Linked DNA regions of Homo sapiens: region 1 is linked to region 2. Evidence: chromatin loops called from intact Hi-C (ENCODE). Cell type or tissue: heart left ventricle. All regions are shown on one strand. Each heading gives the region's core, and the rest is flanking DNA. Links, peaks and the distances in the headings are about the cores only.

Evidence for each region. Peaks named below come from ENCODE experiments on the same cell type or tissue, not always from the same donor. Only the 100,000 strongest peaks of a DNase experiment are listed, where the experiment ranks them.
Region 1: it touches region 2 in a loop (10-fold over the local background); 12 of 110 quality-filtered maps call a loop at or near these places.

The regions. Positions count from the first base shown.
Region 1 is chr12:4,304,818-4,310,195 of GRCh38, reverse strand. CCND2 (cyclin D2) reads right to left here. Exons shown (of 5, transcript NM_001759.4): 5 at 4,843-5,378. Among named protein-coding and RNA genes, the nearest start is that of TIGAR, 14 kb to the left of the region's middle. In heart left ventricle, for the core only: CTCF peaks have their summits at 2,000 and 2,207 (motif pointing left); a DNase peak (open chromatin) is centred at 2,145; H3K4me3 peaks cover 234 bases; H3K27ac peaks cover 1,927 bases.
Region 2 is chr12:4,755,290-4,760,667 of GRCh38, reverse strand. All of the region lies in intron 6 of GALNT8 (polypeptide N-acetylgalactosaminyltransferase 8), which reads right to left. Among named protein-coding and RNA genes, the nearest start is that of GALNT8, 38 kb to the right of the region's middle. RefSeq lists a silencer at 2,231-2,525. In heart left ventricle, for the core only: a CTCF peak has its summit at 2,366 (motif pointing right); no DNase peak of the experiment used is centred there.

The DNA.
Region 1 (5,378 bases), core at 246-5,245, 450 kb after region 2:
GCAAGGCAAAGACGCTGGAAAGAAAAGGCTACTTCCTTGGTGTACATTCACTGACAAACTCCTCCTTAGATGACAAGGCCCTTTACTTTCTTCATTGACTTTGTCTTCATTAAAAAACTATCCCCTGATGATTTCACTAAGTGATGTCATCATCCAACCCCCCCCACCCCCTGCAACCTTCCTGCCCACACTGGGCTAAAAGTCTCACTCTTTCAGCTCAATGCTCAGTAAGCAAAATATGGATCAATAAAGTAGCCCAGTGTAGCAGAAGATGCATGATATTTGAATTCAGACACATCTGGGATCCAGTCCTAGCCTAACTCTTTGTGATAAGCCAAGTGAGCCGTGTGACCCTCCATTCACTTAGCTACAAAACAAGGTACCAAATTCACCAGAGTTATAAAAGGATTATAGGAGAGGCTTGTGGAAAGCTCTTTCAAAACTACAAAACCCCATTTCACAGATGAAAAAACTAAGTCACTGAGTTTACTGTGAGTTGCTGGGTGGCTAAGTAATGAGCCCAAGGTTACAAAGCGAGTGGGTGGCCGGGGGGGCATTCCAGAGCAGAGCATAGAGCACTTGTATTCTGGGCCAACCACCAAGTAGCAGTTGTCTTTTTATCTGTCTCTGTCTTTAGCCTTTGAGATCAAGGAGAGCAGAGATCTCATCCCTGGAAAAGCAAGTACTGAGACACATTTGTTGAATGAGGGGTCCCATACGGAGCACCAGGCACGTACCCAGCCCTCATTTGTTGAATAAACGAGCAGTGCCCAGGAGCCCTGTGTGGGAAGGGGATGATGAAGAGTAGCGATTTTCAGTGAATGGGTTGACCGAAACATAGCCACAGAGATTTGCACTTTTTCAACAAATATAGAAATCTCACAGGTTTGTCTTCTCATGGAATCTCCATGGTGCCAGGAGCACTAAAAATGACTCTCCAGACAAACAAAAGCAGGAAAAGCTGTCTGGACACAGTGGCTCACACCTGTAACCCAGCACTTTGGGAGGCTGAGGTGGGAAGGATCTTTTGAGGCCCAAAGTTTGAGAGCAGCCAGGGCAACATAGTGAGACACTGTTTCTATAACACATTTTTTAAAACAATCTAGATGTAGTGGTGCATGCCTGTTGTCCCAGCTACTTGGGAGGCTGAGGTGGGAGGATCACTTGAGCCTGGGAAGTTGAGGCTGCAGTGAGTTGTGATCACGCCACTGCCCTCTAGCCTCAGAGACAAAGGAAGACCCTATCTCCAGAAACAAAAGAAAAGAAAACCAAAAAACAAAAAGCAGATCTTTACCACCCCACCTTATTTGGGCCTACCTGCAGACCTGGGCGTGGGGCTGAATGTTGGGATCTCAAAGGAATTTCAAAAATCTGGCCCAGCCCCGGGGTAATCTGATAACTAAAAACTCATAAAGACATAAAGAGATCTTAATGCTTACTGAGGCAGTACGGTCTTTCTTCGTCTGAGAAGGAGAGGTTATGGTCCACAAACTGAAAGAAGTATTCCAGGTCTGTTTGTGGTGGAGAGGGTTGGAGGAGGATGACTCCACTTGGGACTTACTGGGCCCTCCTTCCTGGCCAGGGAGGTAAAACAGACACAGGTTAGGCTGCAGAGCTGTAAGCCCTAAGCCGACTGGCAGGCGCCGTAAAAGAGAGCAGCGGGTTCAGTCGGTTGTGGGGTGGGCAGAGGGTAGAGAAAGGGGCCAGTCACACTCAGCTGCAGCCCTCGCGGCCTCGCGGGCCTGTGGTTGCCAGGACTTAAATCTCCCAAGAGTCGTTACAATCCTGACTTTTATGTGAAAGCTCTCATCTTGTATTGGCAAGTAAATCCAAGACAGTTTCAATCACTGTGGGAGTCAAGCTAATTATGTCTGCAGGCTGGATTTGGTCTGTAAGCTGCCAGTGTGCCATCTCTGGATTAGTCACTGAAGAGTCAGGGAAGGTGATGAACCAGCACCAGCCACCCCAGATGGAGTCACGATGTGGCGGTAGTGAGAGAAGCAGGTGAGGGAACTGCGCCAGGTGTGGACGGGAAAGGCCTGACGTTCCTTCCCCAGGCTGCCCTGGGGAGATGGCGGAGGCGGGGGTGCTGCTCCAGTGCTGTCTGCTGGAGGGAGGTGTTCCCTTCCGTGCAGGGCAGAGGCAACCTACACCCGGCTGGCTCTGGGTTTCCTTGTGAGTGATCCTGTCCGTGGCATTAGTACCACCTAGTGGACTTCGCAGGAAGAACTGCATGTTGAAACCATGCGGACAGTCATTTACCAGAGCGGCGGCGGTGAGCGCAGCAGAAGGGCCAGGGTCCTCCGAGCGAATCAGCATGAAAGAAACCATAATAATGAGTAAACTCAAAGCTTGAAGCATAAACTCAAAGCTTCAGGGGGACAATGAGACAGAGGCAGGGGCGCTGGTCTTGCTTTCTCAGGCCGCCCAGTTCTGTTTGACTGAGCCTGTGGTCCGAGCGGATGGAATCCGCCCCTCCAGCACGGGGAGGCCCCCAGAGCCCAAAGACAAGGAAAGCCACCAGTCATATTGAAGCGTCCAGCCTTCTTTCTTTAAGCCTCATGAGAAATTAGGTGGGTGGTAATCCCAAATCAATGTTTGTGGCTGTGCTTATCCTGTTTCACAAGCCTAACATCTGTGTTTATATTGTTTAAAATCTATTAAATTGTGTGGAATATTTTCCCTTCATTTAAAAAAAAATTACTTCCCATCCCTTTTATTTTTGGAAAAGGTCACACTCTGTTTCCGTTTCCAAACTATGCTGACCCACATGATCTTCCTAACAAAAGTGTTTTCCTAAAACTCACTTGCTTGAGGAAACCTGTTCCTCTGCAAGGGCCCCCTCCCACACCTTAGCATCGATTTCCCCCCAGACTCATTTGCATTTGCTGTTGTTTCTCTCTGCTATTTCATAGGCCTGTGTGTCCTGTTTTTTTCTGTGCTTTTCCTTAAAGGCTCAGTACAGGCCCCACATAACACATCGGCTGTGAGTACTAGGCTTACCTTGATACTCTGAATCTCCCTACTCTGTCCACAGCATTTTTGCTGTTGCTGTAATTGCCAGGAGAGCAGGGAAGTAATCTGGTGTAATATTCAGCTTTTGAGTACTTGCTTCGTGTCAGTATTTTGACAGTATTACTGCTAAGCCAACTGGGAAGGTGAATTTTGGGGATACCTCTGCATACTAAATAAAAGCTCCAAATCTTAGAAAGTCATTAGAGATACAAAAGCACTCCCTTGAACACGCACAAAAGATCGGGGATTTCCAGGTCTTCATTGCATTTTTAATGGCCACTTTCAGGAAAGGCACTTCCAAGTTTGAGATTTTCCAGTTATAAGATGATCTGGGTCTGAAAGAGCGTAGATGGGACAGTCAGATTTCTCACTGCTCGGCTGTGTGCTTCATCTGCTCTTCCCGCCCTTAAAACATCCATTGTTCAGAATGGGGGAAGCCCAGCAGTGTTGCTGGGTGGCATTTGAGAGAGGGAGTGGAGTTGTCATGCTATAAACAGATATAGCATTGATCCTACAGAGCAAAAAGATAGGGAAAGGGAGGGAGAGGAACCCAGTTGGACATTATGTCATGCCAAAGAGAATTCCAAGGATGGTTAAGAATGGCAACCAGAGGCCCTTGAAACTCCCAGGAGGCCAGCAGACTTCACTAGGCAGAAACCCAAGAAAAAAGTTACCCCCATTTGTCGCTAAGAATGGCGGATGTCAAGGGGAATGGGAACAAAGGGGAATTTCTAGGGTCCTTGTAAGCTTAAAAGTCCTATTAAGTGAAGTTACTTGAGATCAGCCTGGAATATCTTAATCTGGACTTCCCCAACGGCCAGTTTTAAATCTTGTTTACAACTCAGGTCAGAATTAAAATGGAAAACAGCCTTCGATGACTTCCAGACAAGGAACTTTGGAAAAAATTAATTTTACAGTAACATCAAAATGTCTGTTATAGCTTGTGCAACAAAGCTATACAAAAAATCTGTACAAAAAATAAAAAAATTAACTGGGCGTGGTGGTGGGCGCCTGTAATCCCAGCTACTTGGGAGGCTGAGGCAGGAGGATTGCTTGAGCCCAGGAGTGTGAGGCTGCAGCAAGCTGGGATTGTGCCACTGCACTCCAACCTGGGGGACACAGCAAGACCCTGTTTCTAAACAAAACACACAAAAAAGTGTTCATTAGGCCCTTGTCTTCTGCACACCCATCACTCTCGGGAAAGAAGCTGGTCTGAGCTAAGGTCCAAGAGCAGCTGGGCCTAGGGCCTGGCAATTCATTTCAGCAGTACGGAGACTGTCACATCCCATTCCCAGGCTCTGCTTCTCCAGACTCCAGCAAAGGTAGTTGTGGCCTGTGTCTCAGAAGAGGGGTGCAGGAAGGATCAGAAATCAGGTGGGAGCCACGAAGAACAGCAGGCAGGAGCCAGGAAAGCTGCAGGGGCAGGGTTCCCAGAGACTCCCTAGACTCTGGAGATGGCACCGCAGGCTTCTGGTACCTCTCATGCCAGGAGATGCTTCCTCACAGCCCAGAATGAGTAGCTGGCAACAATCAGGGACGATCCTCTGAGGACCAGTCATAGTGTCTGTGATGTACCCACCTTCTGAAGGTGGACTGAGGCTTCTAGCTTATAAGCTGGCTGCATAGGCACCCCTCGTCCCCTAGCAATGTCAACAATGACTTGTACCGCCATAACACAGAGGCACATGTAGATTCCATTCCAGGTTAGAATGTGTCTTTTATGCCACTGCCAAATGTTGCAGCGGCATGAAACAGTTCTGACATGAGACAAGTGTATTCCATTCTGAGGACTGCTGGTTTATAAATAAGTCAAAAACGGCCAGATAATTTAGGTCAAGGTGAGTTTATTGTCCAAATAGCATAACCTAATTGCATTCAAAACCATTTTCAAATCCATCTTTAAACTAGTCAGAAAACAGGTTATTATTTTTTTAAATCACTTAACACTGAACAGATAAGACCTCTTAAAAGGCAGCTGACTATATCATGTCACCATCATAGCCAATACAACATTTTTGCCATACTTCCTAAAAACCTTTTCGCATACACTGATCATGCTACTTATCAGCACTTTCTAACATCCTGACCAAACAGACACCCACACCTCTTATAGAGTACACTGTGAGAGAATAACATGGACTTGATATGGCATCACACTTGTTTTAAAGCAAAAAAAAAAAGAAAAAGAAAAGAAAAAAAAAAGTCCAAGACAAGAAACTACATAACTGAGAGAGAGGAGAGAGAGAGAGATCTGAGGTACATGATATAAGGGTGATGAACATAATGGAAAAAATCCAATGGCCCGATGATTTGCTGGGGATGTAAGAGTTGGCCAGCAGTTAAGAACTAAACCAATTAAAAAT
Region 2 (5,378 bases), core at 223-5,222:
AAAGTGCCCATGTCCTGAGAGGCACCATGCCCTGAGCCACTCTCACTGCACTAAGTTCCTCATGCCCCTTCTCTGCCTGCATGCTAGACAAAGGGCAATGTGGCAGACAGACGCCAAAGTGACCCCATGATCCCTCCTCCTGGTGTCTACAGCCTTGCCTGATCCCCTCCCCTTGAGTGTGGGCCTGTGACCTGCTTCTAACCAACAGAATATGGCAAGGATGGCAGGATGTGCTTGATTACATGGATCATGAATACACTGCATAAGATTGGAGGGTCCATTTTGCCAAGAGATGCTCTCTTTTGTTGGCTTTGAAGAAGGAAGCTGCCATGCTGTCAGCTAACACATAAAAAGGGAAGACATTAAGAGTGGCTTCCAACTGATACCCAGCATAAAACTGAATGCTTCCTCAGCCTGGAAGACTTCAAGGAACTGAATGCTGCCAACAATAATGTGAGCTTGAAAGCAGATCTTTCCCCAGTGGAGCCCAGATGAGAACCCAACTCTGGCTGACACCTTGATGGCAGCCTTACAGAAGACCCAGCTAAACTGTGCATGGACCTCTGACCCGCAGAAACTGTGAAATAATGAATGCATCTTGCTTTAAAACACTAAGCTGGTGATAACATCGTTATACAGCAATAGATAACTAATTTGCATAACTTGACCAAATGCCTTATGACCCAATTACAAATACTCATTTTTACCATCCTGATGGGTACAAAACATACTAATCAAAACACACATTCTAATATTGAGCTTAGAAAATATTATGTTCATCTCAGTAGCTAATAGGACTATTTAATCATATTGGATCGACGTGATGTCTCCTGTGTCTTCTCTTCACGGTTGCCTAAGTGAGATGCAGTTTCTGGAAGGTAATTAGCCCATAGCAGTGGCTAGCAACCTACCACGCTCATGCCAATGGGAGCACCTGAGATAACAGTGTGTAGCTTAGGCCACGGCGGTTCAGTTAACTTATCAAGAGTGTCCAACTGAGTAGTCAGTCTCATTATCTGACTTTCAAATTGTTTTCATCCTTTTCTTCACTTCTTAAAACCCTAGATTCCCCTTCCTTTGCACCCTATTTGCCAGAACAATGGACTAAAAAAAAAAGAAAAAAAAGCAAGGCTTTGAAATCAGACTGACCTATGTTCAAATTCTGGTTCCATCATTGCACACCTGGCAGCTAGAGTGTTTTGCCTCTAGCTGCCAGGTGTGCAATGATGGAATAAGTTGACCCTCAACTTATTCATCTGCTATAAGGGCACAGCCACTATTTGGGTTTTCACTGGGATTAAATGATGTAACAAGGAATCAGTTATGGCAGCCTCTGAGATAACCTGAAGTGCACATTTTCTTTCATTATCCTTCTCTGGCTCTCCTCATTGGCCCCCAGAATCATGTGGAGGTTACATCCAGCTTGCACTCAGATATTATTATTCTCTCTAGCCAAACATTCAAAAATCCAAATATTACCTTACTCCAATTTTCCTAGCTGATGGAGGTTTTCAACTCACGTGAATTCAGGGAGAAAAATTAACTGTTATCATAAGAAATCTTAAATTCAAGTTAAAAGTCAAGATTGCTGAGGCCAGGTGTGGTGGTTCATGCCTGTAATCCCAGCAATTTGGGAGGCCGAGGCAGGCAGATCACTTGAGGTCAGGAATTTGAGACCAGCCTGGCCAACATGGTGAAACCCTGTCTCTACTACAAATACAAAAATTAGCCTGGTGTGGTGGTGCACACCTGTAATTCCAGCTACTCAGGAGCTGAGGCAGGAGAATCACTTGAACCTGGGAGGTGGAGGTTGCAATGAGCCTAGATTGCGCCACTGCACGCCAGCCTGGGAAACAGAGCAAGACTCTGTCTCAAAAGAAAAAAAAAAAAAGATTGCCGTTTATGAAGTAATGCCCATAATTAGCTTTGCCCAAAAGTTTTCAAACTCTGCTCTCCAAATTTATTCCCACTTGCCAAATTCCTTCCATCATCTCTCTCTCTCTCTCTCTCTCTCTCTCTCTCTCTCTCTCACACACACACACACACACACACACACACACAGAGACATTAAGCTTCTGCTGATAATAATATATTACTTTGTGCCATATGCTGTCCTAACACTTTGCATAAATTTAGTCCTCACCATACAGGTATCTCCCTTTAAGTAACCTGCCCATGTTTACCAGCTAGTAAATGACAGAGCTGCATTGTGAGCCCAGGAAGTTACATGTTCAGTTCTGGCACAGTGTGTGAAATATACAAGGTGCTCAACAAATGCTGTTTTTTCTTTCCTACCCATCATCTCCCTTCTTAACCTTTCCTACCCATCATCTCCATTTACACACATTGATGAGCACCATCCCTGTCATGGCCACTAGATGTCAGAATAAAGCACTCCATGCAGCTCTGATGTTCAAGATCTGCTACTGGAGAAAAATCCTAATAAGTACTTAGATGTTTTAAAAGGCAAATAGTCTCACACAAACCAAGAAGCTGGATATGGGCAGAACTGCTTGATCCAAAAAAAAAGGAAAAGGATGACCCTATATTTTAAGCAAAGTCCATTTTAAAAATCACAAAATATTAAAAGAAAGAATGTCTTGTAGAAACTGAAATGGCAGTGTTCTGTGTGTGTTTGGGAGAATGAAAACAGAGAGACTCAGCCTAGGTGCAGAAGGAGAGAACAAAGCATCAGGAACTCAGAAATAATGAGGGCTTTGGGTCTTAAGTTGAAGAATTGGGGAATTCACCTAAAGCTCTGGTAGGTAAGAAAACCTAGCCACAGTGTAACTAGGGTCATCCTCAAGACTTTGCTAAGTACCGTAAATAAAGTTATTATTTTTGCATTTATATTTTTTGTGTTAGACAGTACCTGTACTCCCAGTGTCTATTCTGATTCTGCTCTATATCTACAGTGATAGAAGAAACATCTGGGCACATAACCCAGTAACTAAAATCTATATTTCCCAGACTCCTTTGCACACAGGTGTGGCCATGTAACTAGGTAATGGCCAACAGAATGTGAAAAGAAATAATATACACAACTTTCAGGTAGTGCTCTTAAAAAGAAAGAGCTTGCTCTCTCTCTTTCCCCCTTTTATCTTCCTACTGGCTAGAATACAAATATGGTGTTGAGTGTGGCAGGACCACCAAATAAAAGTCTTGGCCCCTATCACCCTAGAGCTGCCATATCAATCCTGAACTGCTTATGTTCAAACTGTTATAGGAAAGAGAAATTAATTTCTATCATGTTGAAGCTTCTGTTATTTTAGCCTCTGTCAGAGAAGCTGAATGAGCATTCTAATTAATATCTTTATAAAATTATATCAAATTCATTATTACATTGTGACTGTACCATCATTCTTATGAGGTACATTAAACAAAATGCTTCTCTTCATTTCACAAATGGGAAAACTGATCAGACCACTGCATTTGTCTGTTTTCACACTGCCATAGAGAACTGCCTGAGACTGGGTAACTTATAGGAAAGAGGTTTCATTGACTCACAATTCAGCATGGCTAGGGAAGCCTCAGGAAAATTACAATCATGGCAGAAGGCAAAGGGGAAGCAAGGCACCTTCTTCACAAGGCAGCAGGAAGGAGAATGAACGCAGGAGGAACTACCAAACACTTATAAAACCATCAGATCTTGTGAAAACTCACTCACTATCAGGAGAACCACCTGGGGAAAACCCCCCCGACATGATCCAATGACCTCCACCTGGTCTCTCCTTTGACACATGGGGATTATGGGGATTATAATTTAAGATGAGATATGAGTGCGGACACAAAGCCTAACCACATCAACCACCATCCAAAAAAGGTTAGTTTTCTCTGCCAAAGAATGATTATGGCTTAAGGTATAACCCAGAAAAGACTCAAAATTCATTTGTTAACATTAAATGTGGAGTCCTGAGTGGGTCCTTACTGGGTACAGTACATGGCTATGGGGTCATCAGTTTCAGTTAGAAAGAAATTAAAGACAGTGGAATGAAATAAACTCTAGATGGGAAATTACTTTGTTCCTCCAGACACCACAGTGGATCAGAGATCACCTTGTCACAAGCACAGAATTTCAGGGCTTGGAGGGGGAAAAAAGGTCATCTTATAGAAGCTTAGTCCACAGTGACTTAGCAGAGACAGCATTACAACTCAGGGTCAGTGTTTGTTACAATGCCACCCTGACATTCTTATTATTGTCATTTTTACCGTTAAACATTTATTGAGTGTAAACCATATGTCACTCACCATACTAGGTGCTTAATGCAGCAGGTATGGCTTAGAGGGCTTGTATGTTGCACAAAAACTCTTAAGAGGCAAAGCAGGATTTTGACTTAAGTCTGTCTGTCTCCAACACCTGTGTAATTTCGACTACTTTCCATTGCCTCTTTTAAGAGTTCGGCCTTAGGCTGGAAGATGAAAAAAGATGAACTACCAAGAACAATCACAAACCCCCGGGCCAGCCCCTTCTAATGAGGCCCTGTAGATTACACCAAAAAGGTAAAAGAGATACTGTGGAAATGATATTTTATCCACAAAATCTCTTCTAAATTGATTCTGATTCATGAAATTTATTGGCCCTAATTCTTCACACCATTTCAGGGTTGGCCATGTGACTTACTCTGAAATAGTTTGCTACTTCTAAACCTAGGCCTTACGAGACTTCACATGGTCCCATTTGCCCTCTTACACACCGTAAGAAGAGCTTTCTGTCCTAGGTAGCTGCTATCCCACATTTGCCTGAGCCCCAGAGTGAACACATGTGGAACACGGCCACTCCATCCAAGCCAGCTGGATCTGCAAATCTGTGAGAATTGATTATTGCTGCTTTAAGGCACTGAGTTTGGGTTGATTTATTGCGTGACATTTTTTGGCAAGAGTTAACCAATACACTGACATATCTTGAATCTGCACTTGTAATTTCTCTATTTTTCTTGGTTTGCATCCTGAATTCCCTTATAGAGCACAAAAATTCAGGTTGGGAGAAGTGGTGGAGCAAGATGGTTGACTAGAAGGCTCCACCAATCATCCCCCTGACAAGGATACAAATTTAACCACTATTTACACAAGCAAAGCACCTTCATAAGAACCAAAAATCAGTTAAGCACTCACAGTACTCATATTTTAACTTCATATTGCTGAAAAAGGCACTGAAGAGGTAGAAAGGACAGTAGCGAATCACTGATGCTACCCCTCCCCCATCCCCAGTAGCTGCAGCATGGTGTAGACAGCATTTCTGTGTGTTGGGGGAGGAAGAGCACAGCAATCGTGAGGCACTCAACTCAGTGCTGTCCTGTTAGAGCAGAAAGGAAAACTGAACCAAACTCAGCTGATGCCCACCCAAAGAGGGAGCATTTAAACCAGCCCCAGCCAGAGGG